2 separate regions of the Homo sapiens genome follow, and region 2 is linked to region 1. Evidence: chromatin loops called from intact Hi-C (ENCODE). Cell type or tissue: IMR-90. All regions are shown on one strand. Each heading gives the region's core, and the rest is flanking DNA. Links, peaks and the distances in the headings are about the cores only. Region 1 has its middle 6.8 kb from the start of HUNK. Region 2 has its middle 14 kb from the start of LINC00159.

The links. Peaks named below come from ENCODE experiments on the same cell type or tissue, not always from the same donor. Only the 100,000 strongest peaks of a DNase experiment are listed, where the experiment ranks them.
Region 2: it touches region 1 in a loop (4-fold over the local background); 5 of 110 quality-filtered maps call a loop at or near these places.

What each region holds. Positions count from the first base shown.
Region 1 is chr21:31,859,936-31,872,468 of GRCh38, reverse strand. No RefSeq gene overlaps it. Among named protein-coding and RNA genes, the nearest start is that of HUNK, 6.8 kb to the left of the region's middle. RefSeq lists a silencer at 6,049-6,188. In IMR-90, for the core only: a CTCF peak has its summit at 6,243 (motif pointing left); a DNase peak (open chromatin) is centred at 6,218; H3K27me3 peaks cover 1,823 bases.
Region 2 is chr21:32,093,815-32,106,347 of GRCh38, reverse strand. No RefSeq gene overlaps it. Among named protein-coding and RNA genes, the nearest start is that of LINC00159, 14 kb to the right of the region's middle. In IMR-90, for the core only: CTCF peaks have their summits at 6,098 (motif pointing right) and 9,653 (motif pointing left); no DNase peak of the experiment used is centred there; H3K27me3 peaks cover 464 bases.

The DNA.
Region 1 (12,533 bases), core at 1,650-9,649:
CTGTGATTGCAGGAGGTGGACCGGCGCTCGCCTCTCTTCGATGCTTTTGTTCTGCAAGCGCTGTGACTGTGCTCATCGCATAAACAATTGCAACTGCCCTGACGACACTGGACCCTCTCCCAGGATCCCCAACGTCTTCTCAAACCGAAAATGAAGAATCTTGTGAGGGAGAAGGAGGAGGGTAGGTAGGAGGAGGCATTTACAAAATGCTACCTGTTGAGGTGCCCGCATTTGATGGAAACTTCACCCCGATCATGCAACATCAGAGCTGAAAGGAAGGATTTGGTCCTAACAAAGTTCCTTTCATTGTTTATTCCTGAGTAAACAAGTATGACATCGACCCATAGCAATGCTTTGAGATTGGGAGTGGGGGGTGGGGGAACAACAGCTGTCATCAATCCAGTGTCTGGGGGTCTCGCTGACCCATCTGAAGAGGGACGCAGAGAAATGCCTGCTTTCAATACATCTAATTTTAAATACGCTACTATATTCATCCACCTACCTGTTACAAGTCACCAGCCTCAGTTATTATGACGGAACATACTGCGTTTTCTGTTGTTCTGTCTCATTGTTCCCGTTTACCAATATTAAAGATACAGCTTAAAATGTTTTTCTTGCTGTGCTGAAGGGACTTCTTTGCTCCCACCGGCCTTGACTATTTCAGTAACGTTCATTCAATCCTTTTAATGTCTCTAATTCAGTAATCAAATCTTAACAGGACAGTTGCATGGGAGGGGAATGGTAACTAGCGTGGTGCCAGCAGAATAGATGTCCAGCAACTGTCTAAAGAATGAGGAATATGGAGCTCACTTTGGGGTAAAAACCACTCTGAGGCCGGGCGCGGTGGCTCACGCCTGTAATCCTAGCACTTTGGGAGGCCGAGGCAGGTAGATCACGAGGTCAGGAGTTCAAGACCAGCCTGGTCAAGATGGTGAAACCCTGTCTCTACTAGAAATACAAAAATTAGCCGGGCGTGGTGGCGGGCGCCTGTAATCCCAGCTACTCGGGAGGCTGAGGCAGAGAATTGCTTGAATCCAGGAGGCGAAAGTTGCAGTGAGCTGAAATCTTGCCACTGCACTCCAGCCTGGGCGACAGAGCAAGACTCCTTCTCAAAAAAAAAAAAAAAAAAACCACTCTGAATCTTCCATCAGAAACAGTTTGGGAGTCCACCCAATGTTGTGTTAATAGAGTATGATTTTTTTTAATGTTAGGACATGCACTCTTTATGAAAATTTAGAGATTTATTTATTAAGGTTTAAGGGAAATTTCTGAGACTGTTCCCCAAAGTATTTTTATGGTCTAAAAAAAAAAAGTTTCATAAAAATGGTGGATGACATTTACAATGAAATAGAGATTTTCTTTCCTTTTAATTATCCTCTCAGGGTAGAGGTCAGGAAAGGGGTGAAGAAGAGAGAAAATCCAGGCCCATTAAATCTTTTTCAAGCCTGCTGCCTGGGTTTGATTCAAGTTCACTGCTAATTCCATAAGCTGGGATGGATGCCAAAGAGAAGTCCAAATCCTATCCGTGCGTCCCCTTTGTAACTGGTTTTGGAACTACAAGTCCTAGTCTCTGAAATGGCCTGTTTAACAAGAAATCACCCCAGAAATGTCTTTATGTAAAACAAATTAGTACACAATATATTGCCCTCATATTCAGTGTGCAGAAAGCATCTGATTATTCAATGCAACAGTAATGCAGCCTTGAAAATTCTCTGCTAATTAGCCCAAACTAATTTCTAGCCTTATCCTCCTGCGGAGTTCCCGGGTAGGGGGTGGTGCTGGCCGGGATCCGGCCTCCCTACTGCCACACCTTTGCCTGTGCCTTGCCCGCCCCCAGTCTGCTGTCTCCGACTCATTTCCACCTAGCACAGGTGTTCCCTTTCCCATGAAGACCTCCCCAACCAATAAGCTGCAAGAAGCCCATCTCCCTCTGTTGTCTCTTAGTTCATATAGTCATTTCACATTCCTCTTATGTCCTGTAGTACTTATTATCTATGACTTTCTTCTCTTTTAGACTTATTGAGGACAGGAGCTGTGTCTAATTTCATTATTTGCCCTACAGTACCTAGCACGGTGTCTGAGACATGATCATTGTTCAGTAAATATCTGTTGAATAAATGAATGAAAGTAATCATTCACTGATTCTCAAGTGGGGTTTTACTGCTCCTGAGAGCAAGACCCCATCAAGTCCTGGGGGAGACAAGTTACCAGTGACTTTCTAAAAGCATTTTTAGGTGCATTGTTGGTTGCCTTTGGGGATCAACAAATATAATTGTTTGTCTTGTCGAAGATGGATCATTCTCTAACTTGGATGAGTTAACCCTTTCAGAAACAGGAGCAATCCCAGTGGGCTGTGAAGCCTTGGGAAGCTTTCTCAGTTGACTCGTACCAGCTGCTTCCTTCCTTCCCTTTTCCTTCCCCATCTCCTCGCCCCATATGGCTGGGAGACTGCCTCTGTGCTCCCACAGAACGCCAGCTTCTAGACCCAGCTGGAAGCAGTCAAAGACAATTAGAAGTAATCAGGCTGGCACAGCCAGGAAATGAGAGTTGGCTAGAAGGGGTTAGGCTGGCAGAAGCCGTCTGGTAACTGGAGAAGGAACGGATGGCAAAGCAAAGACGGCAGACATGGATCAACTTTGCCTGGAAGACATCCTGTGAACTCTATATGTTCATGTTCCCAAAACAAAGTGTCCCATAAATAACAGACTGGACTTGAACCCGTGTCCCCAGAGTTCGTGTCCAGCATTATTCTTTCACAACACCCAGCTGTTGAACGTGCACAATGCAATGGCTGAGGAAGAAAGGGTTCCTCAGGCATAAAGACTCGTGTGCAAAGGCAGCCCAGTGTGCTATTGCAGAGTAGGCTACTGCCAGCATCCCCACAATGAAATGCTTCTCTAAAAATGAGTCGTGACACTTACCTTTTGATGCTTCAGTTTCCTTAAGCTGCAAAAATGGGATATTAAGGAATTGTGTGGAGTCAATCAGATTGTGCACACAAAGCACTCAGATCAGTGCCTGGCACATTATAAGTACAAGGTGAATTTTGGCTTTCACACCTTCCATCAATACGACTATCATCATCATAAACTAAGAGAAGTCACTCAAGAATGCCCCAGAGGTCCACCAGCACAATTGCCCTGGTAAATGATGAATCCAAAAGCATAATCTCCAGGTTGGATCTCTTCCCTGAAACCAGAGTCCTATGTCAACCCTCTTCAACTCTGCCGGGCTGTCTGATAGGATCTCACTCACATTTAACTTGGGATACACACACACACACACACACACACACACACACACACCCACACACACCCCTCTGTGCTTCTTTCCTAAGGCTTCACCCAAATTCACCCCAAAATTTAGCAGTCATCCTTTGCTTCCTCTGCTTCTCGATTCTCATATCCAACCCATCAGCAAATCCTATACCCGCCTGTGACCCTTTCTCTCACTTCCTAAGTGGCATCCTTTGCTTCCACGCCAAAGCCAAAACCAGTTCTTCAAAATGGGAATCAGTAATCCCAGCACTTAAGGAGGCCAAGGGGGAAGATCACCTGAGGTCAGGAGTTCAAGACCAGCCTGGCCAACATGGCGGAACCCCATCTCTACTAAAAATACAAAAATTAGCCGGGCGTGGTGGCAGGCACCTGTAATCCCAGCTACTCGGGAGGCTGAGGCAGGGAGAATCGCTTGAACCCTGGAGGCAGAGGTTGCAGTGAGCCAAGATCATGCCATTGCACTCTAGCCTGGGCGACAGAGCAAGACTCCATCTCAAAAAAAAAAAAAAATGGGAATCAGATCATATCACTTCCCTGCACTCGAAAGCTGTTCAACAGACCCCTGCAGAAAAGATTCCCCAAGCGCTTTGTCATGATATGGCCCTGCCCACCTCTTCACTGTCACCTCCTGGGAGCCAGACACCAAGCTCTTCCCTGCTTCAAAGGCTTTACCTCTGTGTCTTTGTCTGCTCAGACTGCCATAACAAAACACCTAGACTGGGCGGTTTAAACACCAGACATTTCTTTCTTATTGTTCTGAGGAATCCAAGATTTAGGTTCCAGCAGATATACATATATAGAGATTTACTCTAAGGAATTGACTCACATGATGATGGAGACTGAGAAATTGACTCACGTGATGATGGAGACTGAGAAGTCCAGAACGAAAGTGCTAGCAGATTCAGTTCCTGATGAAGGCTGTCCTCCCGGCTGACAGACGAGTGCTCTCGCCACGTGCTCTCATGGCAGAAAGACACACAGCCCTGGTCTCTTCTTTTTCTTATAAGGACACCAATCGGATCATGAGGGTCCCACTTTCATGCTCTCTATTAAGCCTAAATGCCTTCCGAAGGTCTCACCTGCAAATACCATCACATCAGAGGTCACAGCTGCAATGTATGAACTTGGGCCAGGGGGATGCAAACATTCAGTTCATGACACACTTCTTCAACATTGCTGAAGTTTCTTGCTTCATTCAGGGCTCTGCTCTCTCAATCAGAAAATCAGAAATCAGGCAGACTGTCCCAGGGTCGCTAACTACCACACTCAACTTTTCATGTCATTCATCATTAGCTAACAGAAGAATGTGCATTCACTTGTTTATGTGTTTATTCTCTCTCTCTCTCTCTCTCTCTCTCTCTCTCTCTCATTTAATGTCCATGAAGCGAGGGACTTTGTATCCCAACACCTATGCATGCCTGGTACACTGTACATGTGCAGCAATGGCAATGCGGAGCTTCATCTCAACTCTTGATCTGTCCATGTGGGAGAGGAAGGAGTTGCTGAGCTTTGTGTGGTTGTGGCACTGCAGCATGATGGTGTACGGATGGTGACACCAGGCCAACCTCCGGCAGCTGCTTCCCAGCAGCCACTGAGCTGATATTCAAGAAGAAAAAGGTGCATTCTTCAAACAAGATGCTGATGGCTTCTCACAGGACTCATCACAGTTGTACCTCCATCGGTCTCCAAAAGATGAATGTAATGGCTATTTCAGTAAGAAAAATGTACCTGCCACCTCCCAACTACAGATGGGCCCAGGGCTTTAGGACGTCTTGATGTGTGGTCTCTTCCTGTAAATCCCTGATAGAGGCTATTGAGAAGGAATGGAACTTTAAATATTCTATAGGAAGAGGCCATCACACATACTGATCTGGACCATTCCCCCTTGTATGCATGTCTCATTTGAAAGTGGCTTCCCATCGTACACTGACACCAACATCATCCCTATGGCCCTGCCAGGCCCAGCACAATCTGCATCCCACCCTGCAGGGCTCATCTCTCTTCCCTCATCCCATCATGTCTCTGATCTCACTTCCTCCTATTCACTGCCCTCCAGCCACACTGACCTGTGTGTGGGACCCACTCCCCCAGTGGGCTCTTTTTACTTTTTTGGAATATTATTCCAAGAAATATCTGTAGAGCTGGCTTCCTCATCATCTTCCGGTCTTTGCTCAAATGTCACCTTCTCTGTGGGCCTTTTCTCTGACCTTTTCTCTCTGATGCAAATTTCCCCTGGGCTACGCCCCACTCCCCTGCACCCCACCTCCTTATCCCCTTCCCTGCTTTATTTTCCTTCACAGCACTTATTGCCATCTGACAAATTACATCATTTCCCTCTTTGTTTTGCTTTTTGTCTGGCTCCTTCCCTAGAATGTCTGCTCCATGAGGGCTGGGACTTTGGTTAAGTCCACTATGCATGGTGCCTGGCTCCTGGGGAGTGCTCAACACAAATTCATTGTGGTTGACTAAATTTGTAATTCACAGGGAGTCTCGTTGCAGAAGCAGACGACCATAATAAATGAGAAGGCAGAAAGGAGAAACGCAACAAAACCGGGTCCTGCTGGAGAAAGCACACATCATAAAGACATATGGCAAAAGATCAATATTCATGCCTCAAAGAGGAGCCTCGATGACAAGCTCCACATTTGTATTATGGCAGGGAGGGAAAGGTTATTGTTAGCGCTGAGGCTTATTTACAGCCTTTCGCTGGGTGCTGACTCCTGTCCATTTCTTAGTAGGGATTGAGTAGAGCCTGCAGCAGCGAGGGGTCTGGGGATACTTAGAAGTGAGCACATACAACAGAGCATGGTCTACGGTGTGGCCAGCAGGTGGAGATGCAGTGAGGCGGAGGGCACCCTGGAACTGAGCCCACTCACCAGTCACAGAACTGGGCACGCGTGCTGATTGCAGAAGCCTGCCTGGCACAGCCAGGTGGACAGATGTAGACAAAAAGAGGCCGGCGCCCCCTGCTGGTCAACTCGGCTCTGCTTTCCCTCCGCAGCCCAGAGGGGCCCAAGAAACCGGGAAGAGAATGCAGGACCGGAGGCCAGAGCTGCCTCCGTGGCCCTGGGCAGGGCTCTTACTGTCTCTAAGCATCCGCTTTCTCCATCTGGAAAGGAAGAACTTCTCCCTGTCATTCCTAAGTCCCAGGACTGCTGCCAGGGTAAAATGAGGCAAATTATGGGCATATGCTACGAAAATAGAAGCTATTTTGGTTATTGTTCTTAGCACGGCATTCTTACATCAGAGCGAAAAGTGTCTGGGACATAAATCTGAAAACGATACATTTAAAATAAAGCAAAGAGTGAATGGGTCAAAAGACCAGTTTGTCCGGGGCTTTTTCATTCCGTGGCGGAGGCTTTCTGCTGAGCATTAGCATGTGATACACACATCTGCAGGCTTTGGGCCCACTGCCATGCAGAGCGTGCCACTATTCTAGGCCTGCTCCTCAACCCTCACCTTCCAGTTTCCCTCCTTCCAGGCCCCTGATCAACTGCCCAAGCCATTTGCTACTGCCAATGAGTCCATGTGTGTAGAAAGATAGTGATGATAGATAGATAGATGATAGATAGATAGATAGATAGATAGATAGATAGATAGATAGATAATAGATTTTTTAGCTAGGGTCTCGCTCTGTTGCCCAGGCTAGAGTGCAGTGGTGCCATCACGGCTCACTGTAGCAGCCTCTATCTCCTGGGCTCAAGTGATCCTCCCATCTCAGCCTCCCAAACAGCTGGGACTATCGGCATGCACCACGACACCCGGCTAATTTTTTGTGTGTTTTTTTTTTGCAGAGGCGGGGTTTCGCCATGTTGCTCAGGCTGGTCTCAAACTGCTGAGTTCAAGCCATCCTCCCTCCTCAGCCTCCCAAAGTGCTGGGATTACAGGCATGAGTCACTGTGCCCAACAAATAATAGATAATTAGTAAAGAGACAGACCAATAAATAGATGATAGATAAATAGATGATTGATAGAAACAGATGATAGATTCAATAGATAGAAGGATGATACATGACAGATACATAATGAATGACCAATGGATGATAGATAATTAGTAGATACGGATAAAGAGATAGAGAGATAGATGACACCTAGATAGGTGATTAATAGAAAATAGATCAATAGACACATTGATCAGTAGATGATGAACAAGAAGAAGGAGGAGGAGAAGGGAAGGAAGGAAGAAAGGAAGGGGAAACAAGGCAGGGAGGGAGGGAGGGAAGGAGGGAGGGAAGGGGGAAGATACGTATTCTTTATCTAAACCAAGTAGATGACCTGGTGCACCAATGAAGCTCCACCCATCAGGGTTTCCCCTTGATGTTGCCTTTCTGGCCCATCCTGAGTACAGCTGTAGGGCAGTCACTGTCCATTTTTGTCCACATTTGCCATCCAAGATCCAAGCTCACTTTTTCTTCCTCCATCTGTGGATCATAAGGATTTCCCCTTCCAAATGTGGCCATAGGTGTGAGTTGAGGGAGTACCCTTGGTGCAACAGTGGTGGGGGCTCTGGAATTCTGAGCTAGCTGCCAGTGTAGCTGGCTTGGGCCTTCAGGCCCTGCTGATATATTTGATCATGGATGCAGAACTTCTGTCTTGCCTTGGATACTGCAGGGCCCACCTAGCCTTAGAACCTGATGAGCCTGTGCGGGGCACCTCTGGAGGTGCATATGGTCACTTGGTGTCCCATGTCCAGCTGCTTCATCTCTACCGTGGTCCAGCAGCAGCACACCAGGAGCTCTTTAATGAAGAGTGTAAAATTTTCTACTGTAGATGGCATGGCGTTGCTCCGGAGCCCTAGGAGTCCTTCATGATTCCCCAGTGGAACTTTCTGTAAACTGAACATGGTGGCCTTTCCCTACCTCTGAGATCACTAGTAACCTAAGGCATGCTGGATTGTTCAGCCCAAGCAGAAGGGCTGTTTGCACTGCAGCCTGGATCTACTCCAGAGCCCTCCTCTGGGCCTTACTTACAGGAGGCAGCCTTCCATGTAATCCAGTCTATGGGTAGGAAGAGTATTCCCAGATATGGAATATGCCGCCTCCAGAAACGATGGGACCTACCAGCACTGTGCTTCCTTCTTCATGGTGGGAGGTGTGAGATGCAATAATTTATCCTTTACATTTATCCCCAGTGCGCCTTGGAACACCAGACTTCTACAACTGATGTGATGGGCCTCTGAAACTTAGGGTTTGTCTCCCATGATCTGAAGCCCATGTGTCTTTCCAAGGCCTTCAGTACACTTGCTGCATCTTGCTCACCCATCTGATATCTGATTGACATGAGGCATGATACAGTGGACCAGGGTGCCGTTCTGCAGGATGTCCAGGAGGTCCAGTTCTCTTCAGACTATATATCACACATGACAGAGGGTAGGAGAGTTAGCACCACCTGAGGGAAGACTAAATACATACGATTGTCTGGTCAAGGGAATGCAAACAGTTTTTTTCCTTTCAAGAGTGATGGAAAATAACGCATTCACCAGAACAATGGCCACATATCATCCCCTAAAGGCTACATTCATCTGTTTTAGTAAAAAATACCATACCAGGCCAGGCTGGGCACAGTGGCTCACGCCTGAAATCCCAGCACTTTGGGAGGCCGAGGTGGGTGGATCACAAGGTCAGAAGTTCAAGCCCAGCCTGGCCAAGATGGTGAAACCCCATCTCTACTAAAAATACAAAAATTAGCCAGGCATGGTGGTGGGTGCCTATAATCCCAGCTACTCGGGAGGCTGAGGCAGAGAATTGCTTGAACTCAGGAGGCGGAGGTTGCAGTAAGCCAAGATCATGCCACTGCACTCCAGCCTGGGCGACAGAGCAAGACTCTGTCTCAAAAAAAAAAAAAAAGTACCATGCCAAGCCCAGCAGCTGCAATCTGGGCTCCTTCTGATGGAGTTTGCAGTAGTGCACTATCATTATCCAGAATCCAGTGGTTTCTGCAGGGGCCAGGCTGGTGAATTAAATAGAGATGGGCTGGGGCCATCACACCTGCGTCTTCTAAGTCCTTAAGGCTGACACTCATCTCTAACACTCTTGGGATGCAGAATTGTCTTTCAGTTTTAGGGCATTCCACTCAGCCTTCTGTTACAACATCTCTTACCTCACAGGCCAAATAATGCAGCAGTTATGGCAGGTACCAAGTGTGTCCATTCCAATTGTACACTTCGCAACTGTGGAAACAACCACCACCTAAGTCCATGGAGACAGTGGACGCACTGTGGCTTGACCTAGGCCTAGACTTAATTAATCATCTTGTACCTATCGGCCCCCACCCTAACAGGGAGTCTACAATGAGGCTTTAATTCTCTGGGTATCAATTCAGACCTAGATAGTCATTGAAGTGTCTGGTCCCTATATTATTTATTTATTACGGTGTAACAAATTACACTAAAATTTAGTAGCTTAAAACAGCAATAAACATGTATTATCTCACAGAGTTTCTGTGGGTCTGGAATTTGGGAGTGGCTGACCTGTGAGGTTATGGCATAAGATCTTTCACAAGGTTGCAGTCAAGATGTGGGCTGGAGGCCGGGCGTGGTGGCTCATGCCTGTAATCCCAGCACTTTGGGAGGCCGAGGCAGGCGAATCATGAGGTCAGGAGATCTAGACCATCCTGGCCAACATGGTGAAACCCCGTCTCTATTAAAATATAAAAAAAATAGTTTTTGTGTGTGTCTCTTCCAGGAGTCTTGCCACCACTACAGTCCTAGCTACTTGGGAGGCTGAGGCTGGGGAATCGCTTGAACTCGGGAGGCGGAGGTTGCAGTGAGCCAAGATCGCTCCACTGCACTGCAGTCTGGCGACAGGGCAAGACTCCACTCAAAAAAAGAAAAAAAAAAAAAGATGTGGGTTGGAGCTACAGTCAACTGAAAGCTTGATTGGAACTGGAAGATCCAGTTCTATGATGCATGGCTGTTGTTCACAGGAGCTGTTCCCAGGAAGCCTTAGTTCCTTGCTACTTGAACCTCTCCAAAGGTTGGTTTGAGTGTCCTTATGAAATGGCAGTTGGCGTCTGCCAAATGCAGTGATGTTTAAGAGCAAAGCAGAAGCCACAGTGTATTTATGCCTTAGCTTCAGAAGTCACACTCCATCATTTGTGCAATGTCCGATTTGTTACAGGTTGGCCCCATTCAACATGCAAGAGGACCACACAGAGGCATGAAGACTAGGAGGTGAGCTAGGAGCTGATCTTGGGAGCTAGCTGCCATGCCCCTTCCTCTTGCATGTGGTTACCCAAGCAAGTGGCCTTAGGTCCCTCTAGGGACAGATTGGCCGAATCATTGCTGTGCATGTTTGCTGTAATATAGTAAAGTCCTCTCCCAAAGATCCAGACTTCTTTTCAGTCAATGGACTCCACGTTAGAAAATTGGCTCAAGTTTGAAAACTGAGCAAAGGATCATTATTTGTTTATTGGGCAGCTGCCCTCAGCTTCCTGATCATCCACCCTTGATTTCTTCTAGTTGTATAAAGTAAATAATATCCTCACTCATTTGCCATCTGTCTTACCCCTAGGGACATCACACTCTTTAACTGTTTTTACCACTCCATGTGGGTGAATCCTCCTTGACTGCCATCCATCTTTGACACTCTTTATCTTAACTGCACCTGCCTGGCTTCTGGTAGAGTGCTGCCACCTGGCCTCTGTTATTTCAATGTCCTATCATATCAATTTATATCAATAAACCAAATTCTGCAGTGGCATCTCCTACTACAGCCCTGGGAGAACCACCACTGAGCTTCTCACTGCTTCCAGCACCCCTCTCACTAGTGCATTTCTTATTGCTTAGGACAATGGAAGGCCCTCTGTGCCTTTGTGTGCAATGTAATCAATTGGTGAGGTTTCTAGCCTTGTGTGTGTATGAGTTCTAGATGCCCACTTCTCTGAGGCCTTCTTCTCTGTCTGCCACGGCAGTTCTGGCATTTCTGGCATTTCTGCTTCCCTTAGTGTAGTACAGTGCTTTTCCCAGGCTCTAAGAGCCATCCCAGTAGCGTGTCTCTTCCAGGGGTCTTGCCAGCATATTAAATTCTAGATCCCAGCAGGATGCTCCCAAATTGATAAGTTCTCCCTTTTCCAACTTTATGTTTCACTCCCCTTGATCCAGCACCTAAGAATCCAGTTTCTTCCATTCTTCTGCCAGCACGCATTGGGTAAATCCTCCCGCTCCTTCAACATAGGGTTGCATTGCTCCCTTATTCAGTTCAGCAGCTGTGCCATGTTGTGACTTAACTCTACTTGTTGGCCTCTTGGCCAGGAAGGGAGGTAGGATTAGGTTCTCTGCATCATCTCCAAGGAAAAGGAAGGAGCTGCCCTTAACAGGGAGATAAGACTATAATAGTGCTTTAGTTTGGATGTTTGACCTTTCCAAATCTCAACATGTAATTTGATCTACAATGTTAATGGGAGGTGTTTGGGCCATGGGGGGTAGATCCCCCATGAATAGATTAGCGCCCTTTCTGGGCTGGGAGGAAGTGATTGAGTTCTTCCTCTATTAGTTCCCATGAAAGCTGGTTTTTACAAAGAACCCGGCACCTCCTCCAGCCCTTTTCCTTCCTCCCTCACCATGTGATCTCTGCACACGCTGGTCCCCTTCACCTTCCACCTTGAGTGGAAGCAGCCTGAAGCCTCACCCGAAGCAGATGCTGCTGCCATGCTTTTTATACAGCATTAGTCAATTCATAATAAATATTACTGTAAAATAAATAATAAAATGAATTACAATGGCTAAAATGCACACAGTAAAATAAGCTAGAGATGTAAACATAAATACCCATTCACTGCAATTAAAATTTACAAACATTATCCCAGCATGAGCCAAATAGATCTCTTTTCTTTATCAATAACCCAGCCTCAGTATTCCTTTATAGCAACACAAATGGACTAAGACAAATAGTGAAGATAAATGAGTGCTCCAGGGTCAACGTAGACACGAAAAGTAGAAGTGTGGAAACCAACTACTCTTTTGAGATCAAAAGCCTAATATCCAAAATAGGAACCAATCTCAAAAGAGAATTAATACATTTAAGCTTATACAAACAGAAATCTAGATGCACAATAGAAAATTCAGGGTCCAGACTTGAACTCAAAAAAATGTAATAAAAGATTTTAATGAGGTCTACCTTAATTAAAGTAAAAAATCTAGCTTTTTGAACTAAAAGTAGAACTACCATTTGATTCAACAATCCCACTACTGGGTATCTACTCAGAGGAAAAGAAGTCATTATATGAAAAAGATACTTGCACACACATGGTTATAGC
Region 2 (12,533 bases), core at 1,729-9,728, 230 kb before region 1:
GGTTTTACACTGAGGAGAGAATCATAAATGGTAATAGGTGTCATGAAACCACTTTAAGGTGTTGCTCACTGATATGGTTTGGCTGCATCCCCACCCAAATCTCATCTTGAACTGTAGCTCCTATAATTTCCACGTGTTGTGGGAGGGACCCAGTGGGAGATAATTGAATCATTAGGATGGTTTCCCCGACACTGTTCTCATGGTGGGGAATAAGTCTCACGAGATCTGATGGTTTTATAAAGGGAAACCCTTTTTGCTTGGCTCTCATTCTGTCTTGCCTGCTGTCATGTAAGATGTGCCTTTCACCTTCCACCATGATTGTGAGGCCTCCCAGCCTCATGCAACTGTGAGTCCATTAAACCTCTTTTTCTTTATAAAGTATCCAGTCTCGAGTATGTCTTTATTAGCAGCGTGAGAACAGACTAATACACTCGCTTAGCCTAAAAACACTGCATCACTAACAAAAACAACTGTACAACACACAAAGTCCTTGAGGAACATTTCAGGAGGCTATCAGCTGCAAAAGTGGCATAGACATTCGGAGTTTATGACCTCACACATTAAGAGTTCTGGAGGCCTAGATTTGCAGAATCGGTGAATTTAGCAGCTTATTGATATCAAGGCTCTATGACTGCTCACTGAAATTTTCTGGGCTTTTGCCTCATGGCCACAGGATGGCTGCCAGCACTCTATGCACTGTATCTTCACATCACAGCGTCCAAAACACAAAGTCTGAGTGGGTGTCTCTTTGTGTGTCTAATTTTTTAAAATCATTTTTCCCCAGAAAAGCCCAGCAAAAATTTCCCCTCTCATCTCATTGGCCCAAACGAGATCCTATGCCCAATCCTAAACCATCCTTTGCAAATCATGACTCACCCCAATGAAGCTTCGTACACCTTTCCTGAACATATTGCTGCTCAATATCTGAAAAAAGCCCAAAGCCAGGTTTTAAAAATATCTAGCAACATACCCTAGCTTGCATTTGCTGAGAAGATGGACCATGGACTGCTCTGTGCTTTGTGTGGATTACCTAACATTTATAATACCCTGTGAGCTAGAGATTCCTAATTTGCAAGCTGAGAAAGTTGGGACCTGGAAATGTAAACCAATTTGTCTCCACTGTCTCACAGGAATTAGCAGATGTAGAATTCTAATTTTGGCCTCACTGACTCTAATGCTTGAGATATTAACATTACCCTATGGCAAAGTGTGTGTGTGTGACAGGTGATGGACTCATCAGGAGTCCATTTGTAAGGGGATTGTGATATCTCCCAGGAGATAACTCATTCTGAGTGAAGAACGTGGTAGGCATGCCCACACCAAGCCAGCTAGGAAACTGGTTGTCAGAGCGGATAGGGAATCTGGAATATAGCGTGGTATGTCCCGTATCCGTCTTTATTATCTGAAGCCTTAGAACAGCAGTCCCCAACCTTTTTGGCACCAGGGACTGGTTTCATGGAAGACAATTTTTCCATGGACCAGGGGTTGGGGGCGAATGGTTTCAGGATGATTCAAGTGCCTTATATTTATTGCGCACTTTATTTCTAATATTAGTACATTGTAATATATAATGAAACAATTACACAACTCGTCATAATGTAGAATCAATGGGAGCTTGAGCTTGTTTTCCTGAAACTAGACGGTTTCATCTGGGGGTGATGGGAGACAGTGACAGATCATCAGGCATTAGATTCTCATAAGGAGCGTGCAACCTAAATCCCTCGCATGCACAGTTCACAATAGGGTTCGTGCTCCCGTGAGAATCTAATGCTGCTAATCTGACAGGAAGCAGAGCTCAGGCAGTGATGTGAGTGATGAAGAGTGGCTGTAAATACAGATGAAGCTTCACTTGCTCACCCACTGCTCACTTCCTGCTGTGCAGCCCTGGTTCATAACAGGCCACGGACAGGTACCAGTCTGCCTCAGAAGACATCAGGGCCAAATAACCCTCCCCTCAGCTGATACAAAAGTGGAACAACGTGTTAGTTTCCTGAGGCTGCTGACAAATTCCCACAGACTTGGGGGCTTCAAACAATAGAAATTTGTTCTCTCATAGTTCTGGAGGCCAGGAGTCAAGGTGTCGGCAGAGCTGCACTCCCTCAGGAGGCTCTAAGGGAGATATTGTTCTTTGCCCCTTCCAACTTGACAGATGCCAGTGTTCCTAGGCTTGTGGCTGCATAACTCCAGTCTCTGCCTCCATCTTCACCCGGCCGTCTTCCCCTGTCTCTCCTGTGTGTCTCTTATAAGGATACTTGCCATTGGACTTAGGGTCAACTCAGGTAATTCAGGATGATCTCATCTCCAGATGCTTAACTTAATTCCATCTGCAAATACCCTTTTTCCAAATAAGGACGCATTCAGAGGTTCTGGGGATTAGAACATAGACATACATTTTGGGGGGCCACCATTCAACCCTTTACAAGCAATATAGGGCTCTTTTGGATTTATGTGACAGACCACTGCCCAAGTTAAAACAAGCCAAAGGGAAACTTGCAAGTTCATGAAAGTGGAAAGCATAGGAGAGGTTCAAGTTTCCAGTGGATGGAAGGCTCTAACAATGTTAGCAGGTTTCTTTTCTATCTTACCTTTTGTTTCTCAGCTTTGCTTGTCTCAATTTGACTTTATTTCTTCTGCAGACCTTTCTGATGGGCTGTGACGGTGGCCCCTAGAAACCCTCCACACATAACCTTGCAGTTGAAAAAGACAGTCTTCTTTGATAGCTGGGCAGAAAATTCCTAAGGAAAACTCTGATTGGCCATTTTGAGTCACATGCCCATTTCTGCATGTGTGGTGGGGAGGGGCTTTACAGTGATTGACAAACCCACTAGAACTATATGGAAGAGAGGAAGCATAGTTCCTCCAAGGAAGAGCTGCTGGATGGACAAACTAAATATGTCTACTAAGGACATTCTTCTCCCTCCACTATTAAATGAGGTGCAGCTTTACATTTAGAGGGCTCCAGAGGCCTTGCTTCCAAGGGAGATAGCAAATACCACACTATACTGAAAATCTGAGAAGGATGTGGTGGGACCAAGGTGGCACTGAGGAGATGAACTCTGTCATGATCACATGAGGAACCATAAGGAAGATACCCATGTGGAGTCCGCAGAATCCTCACTGAGGAAGACCTCAAGGGAAATGAGATCCTGTGCATATATTTACAGACCGGTGAGCCCTGGAAATAATAACAAAAGATATCTAGAAAAGCCCTAGATGCTTGGAAATTAAGCAGCACCCTTCTAAATAATCCATGGGTCTAATAAGAAATCCCCATGGACATTAGAAAATATACTGAACTAAAAATTAATGAAGTTGTGACATATTGGAGCTTGTGGAAGCTGAAGCCGTGCTTAGAGGGACAGCTATGGATATATTTGGGGCAGGGGTTGAAAAAATGGCCTAGATGCAAATTTCAAAAAGATTGAGGCTTGGCAAAAATGGGGGAATTATTGGCTCCTGTAACTGAAAAATCCAAATGGGGGTTCTATTTTCAGGCACATTTAGATCAGGTGTCAGATATCACCATGAGGACTTAGTAGCATCCCAGCCAGTTTCTCTGCTAGCTTCTCTATTGACTCCCTTCTCAGCCATCTCATGTGATGGCTCTTGACATCCCCAGGCTTATATCCTCCAACCTTAGCAATTTCAGTGGAAAGAAGATTCTTTCCAAATAGTTCCAGTACAAGTTTCTGGATTGACTCTGATTCTTCTGGCTTGAGTCATGCCCATCTCTGACTCAATCAATGGGGCAAGGGGATAAAATACTCCCATTGGACTTGAGTAGGAAACAGATGGTTTGTGGATAAATGATCACTAGGAATCAGCATGTGTTTTTTAAAAACAAACCAACATCATTTGTTGTTGTTGTTTTTTAAGGGTATTAGTTTTGTTTTTGATTTTTCTTTGAGGGGGGGACGGAGACTCACTCTGTCACCCAGGCTGGAGTGCAATGGCACGATCTTGGCTCACTGCAACCTCCGCCTCCCGGGTTCAAGCAATTCTCCTGCCTCAGCCTCCCGAGTAGCTGGGACTACAGGTGCGCCACCACCATGCCTGTCTAATTTTTGTATTTTTAGTAGAAATGGGGTTTCACCATGTTGGCCAAGCTGGTCTCGAACTCCTGACCTGAAGCAATCTGCCCACCTCAGCCTCCCAAAGTGTGGGGGTTATAGGCGTGAGCCACCACGCCCAGTCAAGGGTATTAGTTTTTAAAGTCAGGAGACTGATCCTTGACATGATTTGATTTCCATGAGGCATTTGACAAAGTCTACCATGATACGTTTGTGGGTGAGATGGAATGTTATTCAGAGTATTAATAGCTGGTTGAATTAACCAGCTGATTGACTGATGGTGATCACATCATCCATTTTCTAACGAATTTCCAAGCCATCTGCTTAGAATTTGTTTATGATTAGCATGGCAGGCCATCTCTTCAGTTGACCTTCTTCTGGAGAATTCTCTTCAGTGGGTAACCCAGGTGCTCTGGCAGAATTTTTCAATATTTTTCTTGGGCAAATGTGTGAAGGGAAATTTTTTTTTAGATTTGAAGATAATATGAAGTGGAAAAGATAGAATAATGCCGTTGATATGGGAACATGTTGAATTTGACTAGAATTTCCTTTAAAAGGGATTAAGAGGATTTTAAATAGTCATCAATATAAAAGCCTGCATTTAGATCTAAAAACTCTCTTGTCCAAGTTTAGAATGTGGGAGAAACATAACCAGCAGCAGCTTATGTGAGAAGAGCAGATTGGAGTGAGCCAACCGGGCAACCTGGCTCTTAAGGAAAATAAATGCAGCTCACGCCCAGGGAACTCAGATGACAGTCAGCTCTGACAGTGGGTTCAGTTCCTGGGGCCTCATTTTAAAGGGGATATTGGCAATCTTGAGAGTTCTCCTATCAGGACAGCCCGAATGGTGAGGAATTCTGAACCATCCTGTTGGAATAACAGATGGAAGAACTGGATATATTTAGCCTAGGGAATTAGAGACTGAAGAAAAAGAACAGCTGCTTTTAAATATTAAAGGGCTGTCATGTAGAGGAGAAAGCAGTCTTGATCTTGTTACTCCAGAACATGCACGAAGAGAATGGGAGAAAATTTTAATACAGTAGATTTGACTCAGGATGTGAGAACGCTTCCTAATAAGTCAATTTGTTAAAAGATGGAGTAAGCCCCCATTCCTCTTTGCTAGCCTGCTTTAGCAGATGCTAGGGAAATTTCTTCAGGCAGAGATGGTGTTTTTAGGAGTCCCCAGATATCCGTGTGGGCTGGGGAGATGGAACCAGTTGATTAAAATCTTTTGCTAGTCTAAGTCAGTCCAGGGTGCAGACTCTGAATGGTATGAGCCAGGGTGCAGAAGTGGGGCTGTTGGCTGGCCATGGAAGAGGACCCCTCCACAAATGCTCATGAGCACTGGTGAAGGATAGAGCATCCACTGGGGAAGGCAGCGGGCAGTCTCTTACAGCAATTACCACATTATTTTGCCAAGGGACACACTGAATGCATCTACTGGAATACAGGCCAATAGGAGTTGGATTTTACTGTGTTGGGCAAGCAGGCCCTCCTTGGAAAAATGGTTTGGTTGTGTGGCTTTTGTTTTGCATGCTCTCAGGTGATGCCCTAGGGAGACCTCCCAGGAGGAGGTGCAGCAGGCCTCCCTGCGGTGGGTTTGGCACGGGGGCAGGTCTGGCTCTGGTCCAGTAGCTGGCACTGACCCTCACCACCAGCAGCCTAAACAATGCCTGGCCTCCTCTGACTAGCAATTTGCAGAACAAACCCACTGGCTTCTGAGGAGGAAGCAGAAGAGGCCACGGTCATGGAGGATGAATGCAGAACAGCGGCTCCCCTTTTAAGAGGCTCGAAGGGGACCAGGGAAGGGGGTCTATGTCTGTGCCAGGAAGGCAGGCTTATGTACCCACTGAAAAAGCGGGACCCCTGTGAGAGACAGTGACGTGTATGGGAAAGAACAGCCTTGAGGGGCAGCTGGGGCCAGGCTGCCGAAGTGAATTTGTCACTGCCATGCAAACCTGTGTGACTTTGGGCAAGTGGCTTAACCTCTTTGTGCCTTAGTTTCCTCATCTACACAAGGGGGCAGTCACGGCACCTACCTCATAGGGTTGTTAAGAGGATGACATCAATTAATTCTTATTTAAAAAGTACTTGAAACAGTGCTAGGAGCATAGAAAGTGCTAGAAAAGTGTTTGCAAAATGAATCAGACACAGGTTCCTACTCCAATCCTGCTCCTTTCTGGATGTGTGAATTTGAGCAAGTGTTTCAACCTCCCTGGGCCTCTTCTTCATTCATGAAATGGAAATAATAATGCTGACCTTGCAGGGCCACTGTGAGGATCACACAAGCTCAGCAGGATGGACAGACCCTCCGTAAACAACCCTTGTTAATAGCCACATGCCCCGAGGACAAACAAGATTAAATCCTGGACCTCACAAATGCTTTTTTCCCCTAAGATTCCAAATAAAAACAGGCTCAGAGTGTCAGAGATCATTTTATAAGAGTTACAAAGAGGCCCTGGAGGGCCAGGTGACCTGAAACAATAATAATAGTAACAATAACAACAGCAGAAGCAGGAAAAACAGGTCCCAGGCCCTGGGCCGAACATTTTACATAGCTTATCCTGTTGAACCCTAGTAAGACTGTGAGGCAGGGGGCAGGGCAATTGATGATTATGATGGTGACGGTGATAATAATAATGATCATTTTATAGATGAAAAAATTGAGCCTCAGAATAACTCGTTCCACCTCACACTGCTTTTTAGGGTGAAACCTGGAGTGGAATGGACATCTCTCAACTCCACACCCATGCTCTGAACCACACGGCCTCCTAAGACACTAAAGGCAATTTCATCAGAATGCAGGGGACTCATGAGGAAGACCTCAGGGTGTTCATTGAACACCAAGATTAAAATGAGCCGAAATTCTGACACAGCTAGTAAAGAATTAACTGTGATGATTTCACTCAGTGCTAGGTTCCCCCAAATGACATGCTCCTTGTCACCTGCCCTGCCCAAGGCCTGGCTCTGAATATGTGGATACAGCCACATTTGCTTGGTCTCAGTTGGCTGGAATTTTTCATTGGCCTGGAAGGCCTTGAACCAGAGTTTCATTCGAGTAGAACTAAGCCTTCAAATGCAAACACTCCAGGTCTGGATTGTGCCCGCACTTAAGCCCACTGATGCTGAGGAGCAAAGGGCCAACATCTTTCCCTCTGCTCAGCCTCTGAGCCACACTTGGCTGCTTGCCAGGACAGAAGAGGTGAGAAGGTCCCAGCATGGGAGACTGGGGGCTGTGGGATATAAGTTCTCAAGATGACCTCTTTCTCCCTGGGAGGGAACTTCACAGCATTGCAGGCTATTCTCTGCAAGTAATGTCTCCAAGGTAGGATGGTTGAGAGCTAGAGATATGTGGGCTTGTGGTTGGGGTGGTGGAGGGGGAGTGTAGGAGGGAAGAGAGAGAGGAGGGCATGAACGCCAGATCCCAGATACACAAGGGACTCAATTGTGGTGGGGAAGCTTCAGTTCAGAAGGGGAGGGACAGGAGACCATGAGGCTGGACACGACACAGGAGAAGATCAAATGAAAGGCAAGGCACAGGCCGGGTACAGTGGCTCACACCTGTAATCCCAGCACTTTGGGAGGCCGACCAAAACCTCATGGTCAGGAGTTCGAGACCAGCCTGGCCAATATGGTGAAACCCCATCTCTACTAACAATAGAAAAATTAGCCTGGAGTGGTGGCGTGTGCTTGTAGTCCCAGCTACTTGGGAGGCTGAGGCAGGAGAATTGCTTGAACCCTGGAGGCAGAGGTTGCAGTCAGCCGAGATCACACCGCTGCACTCCAGCCTGGGTGACACAGTGAGACTCTGTCTCAAAAAAAAAAAAAAAAGAAAAGAAAAGAAAAGAAAAAAAAAGTCACAGCCACCAATAGCATAATGGGGAGGAAGGGACTTAGAAAAGCAAGCATATCTGGTGAAGATTGTTAATAGCTGAAATAACAGTGATGATAATGATTATGATGATGACTAACATTTACTATGTATTTGCTGTGTGGCAGGCTTGATATTCCTGCTCAACCTCATTTTACAGAGGTATCTCTGGTCATGCGGAGAAGACAGGTAAAGAATAAAGTTACCAAGAAGAGGTTAGTTCGAGTCGAACTTTCATGCTTGTCAGAGACCGAGAATAACAACCCTAGTAGACAGGAAGCATCATTGTCTCCAATTTGCAGAAGAGAAAACTCAGACATAGAATTTAATTCACTTGCTCAGGATCACACACTAAGTGGTAAAGCTGAGATTCGAACCTAAGTATTTTGGCTCCAGAGCTCATTGTATCATGGAGAACTGCTACAGACATGCATGGGCAGTTGGCATTGAGGATATGATATAAACATTCTATCTTCCCTGTGAGATCTTCAGTAAAATCAATATTTATCATCAGTTCTTCTAATGCAATGGCCTCTTTCTGGTGCCTGGGAAGAGAGACTGCATCCTGCCTTAAGGTGGACCAGGGATAAAAATAGGCTGATATGGTTTGGCTGTGTCTTCAACCAAATCTCATCTTGAATTGTAGCTCCCATAATTCTCACATGTGGGAGCAACTAGGTGGAGATAATTGAATCATGGGAGTGGTTTCCCTCATCCTGTTCTCATGGTAGTGAATAAATCACACAAGATCTGATGGTTTTATAAGGAGTTTCCACTTTTGCTTGGCTCTCGTTCTCTGTAGTCTGCTGCCATGGAAGACGTGCCTTTCTCCTTCTGCCATGATTGTGAGGCCTCCCCAGCCACGTGGAACTGTGAGTCCATTAAACCTCTTTTTCCTTATAAATTACCCAGTCTCAGGTATGTCTTTATCAGCAGCGTGAAAACAGACTAACACACAGGTACATATGGAAACAGATAACATTAAGGTCATTCCAGGGCCAGAAAAGAGAGTGGAGTAGGGGGCGGGGAGTGGTGGGGTTCTTTCTAAAGCCTAGAGCAGAGGTAGACTAATCTATCCACACTATATTCTCATGATGCAGCAGTCTCCTTGCATGTCCAACCCAAGCCCAACTCACCATAGCTTCATAGAAAAAGAGTGTGAGATCATTTCTATGTATGTTCTAAAATAGTCAGGACAGATTAGATTATGCTACAATAACAACATGCCCAACCTGCAATGACTTACAGTCAGAGAGGTTTATTTCTTGCTCAAGCTGCCCATCTGTCATGGGTCAACTATATCCCTGCTTCATGTTATCTTCTTTGGGATCCAGGCTGATGAAGCAGCCCCTTTCTGGACCATTGTCCATCTTGTGGAAGAGAGAAAAGACACACAGCAAACCACACACTAGCTCTTAAAGCTTTTTCCTGGAAGTGACATGTGTCACATCACTTCTGCTTGCATTTCTTGGCAAGAGCAAGTCACAATGTCAAATCTGATGTCAGTGGGGGGCAGGGGGTAGGGAACTATCCTCTCCTTCAGGAAGGGCCGGAAAATATTTTTGAATGATGATACCATCTATGACAGTCTCAACGCATTAAGCCCTTGAGGACAGACAAAAATTCCACCCCTAGCCCCATGACCCCAAAAAATGTCCTTGCCCTTGTTTAGAATGCATCCTAGGGGGAGGAGGGAAGGAGAGGGAAGCGGGAGCAGAGGGGAGCCCCCTGGAGGCCAGTAGCATAAATTAGAGACAAAGGAAAAGGCGACAGCTTAAGCTGGTGACAAGGGCAAGTGCCCTTGGCCCAGGGAGGAGGGCAGGTGCAAAGGAGGTCTGTCCACTCCCAGCAGGAGGGACTTGCTCAGCGGCTTCCTGGGGCTCCAGAAAGGGGGCAGAGAGGAGGGGAACTCTGGCACTGCCTGAAGCTATTGTCTGGTTAGAAAATGGAACAACTATGTCTCTATGACCCAGTTTTAACACTGTGAGTTTGTAAGGAAGCTAGAGGAAACCAACTTTAATCTCTAAAGAAGCTTAACTTCTCCAAAAGGAAAAAAAAAAAAAAAAAAAAAAGCTTCCCTACGAATGAGTGCGGTACAGTTCCTAGAATAGAAAAAGTCCGTCAGAGAGGGGGCCAGAGGGAGCAGCTCGGAGGGAGCAGCTCAGAGGAAGCAGCTCGGGGGGAGCAGCTCAGAGGGAGCAGTCCTCTGTCCCCTGAGTTTAGACCTTCCTGAGTTGGCAGGAGGAAGACCAGAGGGCAAGATGACACGAAGGGATGACAATCAGCTGAGGGGCCCGTAGGGACTGCGACCACATTTCTCAACAAAAACCATGGCAAGTACACTTACAAATACATTTGTGGGAACTGAGCCAGAATAGTTTAAATTAGAATTGTCCTAAAAATCTGAGATATAAGGTCATAGAGCCTACAGGGCTTCTTACAACTCCCCAAAACAAGGTTCTCTCTGAGGGTCCCTCTCTGAAGGTAAATCACTCTGAATTGACCTTTCTATTAGCTGTTTGAGAATATGATGTGTTTTTTTTTTTGTTTGTTTTTTTTTTGTTTGTTTGTTTTTTTTTTTGAGACGGAGTCTCGCTCTGTCGCCCAGGCCGGACTGCGGACTGCAGTGGCGCAATCTCGGCTCACTGCAAGCTCTGCTTCCCGGGTTCACGCCATTCTCCTGCCTCAGCCTCCCGAGTAGCTGGGACTACAGGCGCCCACCACCGCGCCCGGCTAATTTTTTGCATTTTTAGTAGATACGGGGTTTCACCTTGTTAGCCAGGATGGTCTCGATCTCCTGACCTCGTGATCCACCCGCCTCGGCCTCCCAAAGTGCTGGGACTACAGGCGTGAGCCACCGCGCCCGGCCAGAGAATATGATCATTTTTAAAGGGTTCTGGGTTAGCTTCCTGGATCTAAGAAGACCTTTATGAGAAAGTGGTGTGTGGTGTTGGTTGGCAGGAAAAAACAGGTAACATGTGAGCAAACTTTTGACAAGATTTCACACTCATGTTTTTTGGACACCAATATATGTGCATGATAGTAAGCAAAATCACAGCGCAAATTACTTATTGATCCAGTTTGTATATGTTGGTTCAGTTGCTTTAGCAGAGATGAAAATAAGAGTGACTTAAACAAGATGGAATGTTCATTTTTCTCTCCTTTAAAGTTTGAGCTGAACAGGGCAGTTTCGGGAGAGAGGATGGAGGGCAGCTGCTCTGATCTGGCAGGTCATACAGGGATCCAACTTCCTTTCATTTCACTGTTCTACCGTTCCCTTTGGTTACATCCTCATTAGGACTGGTTCATTACCCCAAGTTCACCTTCTAGCCTTGATAAAAGATGTGGAGGGCAAGCAGCTTCCCTGGCAGCTATACACACGTCACTTCCATAGCATCCCATTTGCTGGAATTTAGTCACATGACCATGGTTAGGCACTGGGGAAACTGGGAAATGTAGTCTGAGTGGTTCTATAACTACTAGGAAGAAGGAAGCATGAGAGAGAGAGGTCCTCATGGGAGAACCATAGTCAGCAAACAGTAAATGATCTATGTTCCTACAAATTGATAAAACAAAAATTGTGTCTTATAAAGTCTCTAAATAGGGTGCTATAACTAATAACTGCCTTCGTGAGTGTTTTTCCATGCTAAAAGAGTTCATGCATGGTCTTCAGCCCTGGGGCCTCTCTGTGGCACCTCTGAAGGCTTCATAACCATTTACTTGCACAGCAGAGTGAGATGGGAGATGCCCTTTGTGAATCTGCCAATAGGCCATGTGCTGACTGGTCCCAAAGTCTTCCACGGAGAGCAGCCAAAGCCTTCAGAGGTCCTGAGCTGCACCATGACCCAGGGAAGAATTGAGGAGAAGAGGGAGTCCAAGATTGGCTTCCTCCACTACTGCATCATCTGGGCCCCTGGGATGGCCAAATCTAAAATGCCTCTTATCGAAACCAAGCCTTCTACTTCTTCTTGTACCTCTCTCTACATCAAAGAATCAGGCCCCACTCCCTCCTCCGCCTTTCCATCCCTCTTCCTACAGCTATCTCCATGGACAGCAAAAGAAAGTCCCATGCAACTGACAAGATAATCCCTTTAAGTGTTAGTTTGTGTTCGTGCTGCTTCTGTCTCCTCTTACCCTCATTTCAGGCAGGTGGCCAGGCTTGGCAATTTCTCACTGGAGAAGCAAGCTGAGGCCCAGAGAGGGCCCCTTGCTCCAGAGTGAGTGACATCCCTCGGGTCACAGATCAGACAGACCTCACTCAGGTGGTTGACCACCATTCTCTAGCCTCTCCCAGAGCCTGCCCAATGGTGGGTTAGAGTCCCCACTAGAGTCCTTACAGGCACTCAGGTTTCCACAGAAACTGCAGCATTGTCCTTGGCTGTCCAGGCAGATGCCTCACAATGTCAAAAAAGCAGGCTGGCTATCAGCGGGTGGTGAGTGTCCTGTGACAGCAGGGAGGGAGCGCCCAGGCATCGCCTGCAGGTCTGGGATGGCAGCTGAGGACCAGGGCAGTATCCCTGCAAGTTAAGCTGCTGCTAAAAATGGCAGCAGAGGCAAGGCTCATAAAGCAGAAGGGCATTCAGATTGAGGAG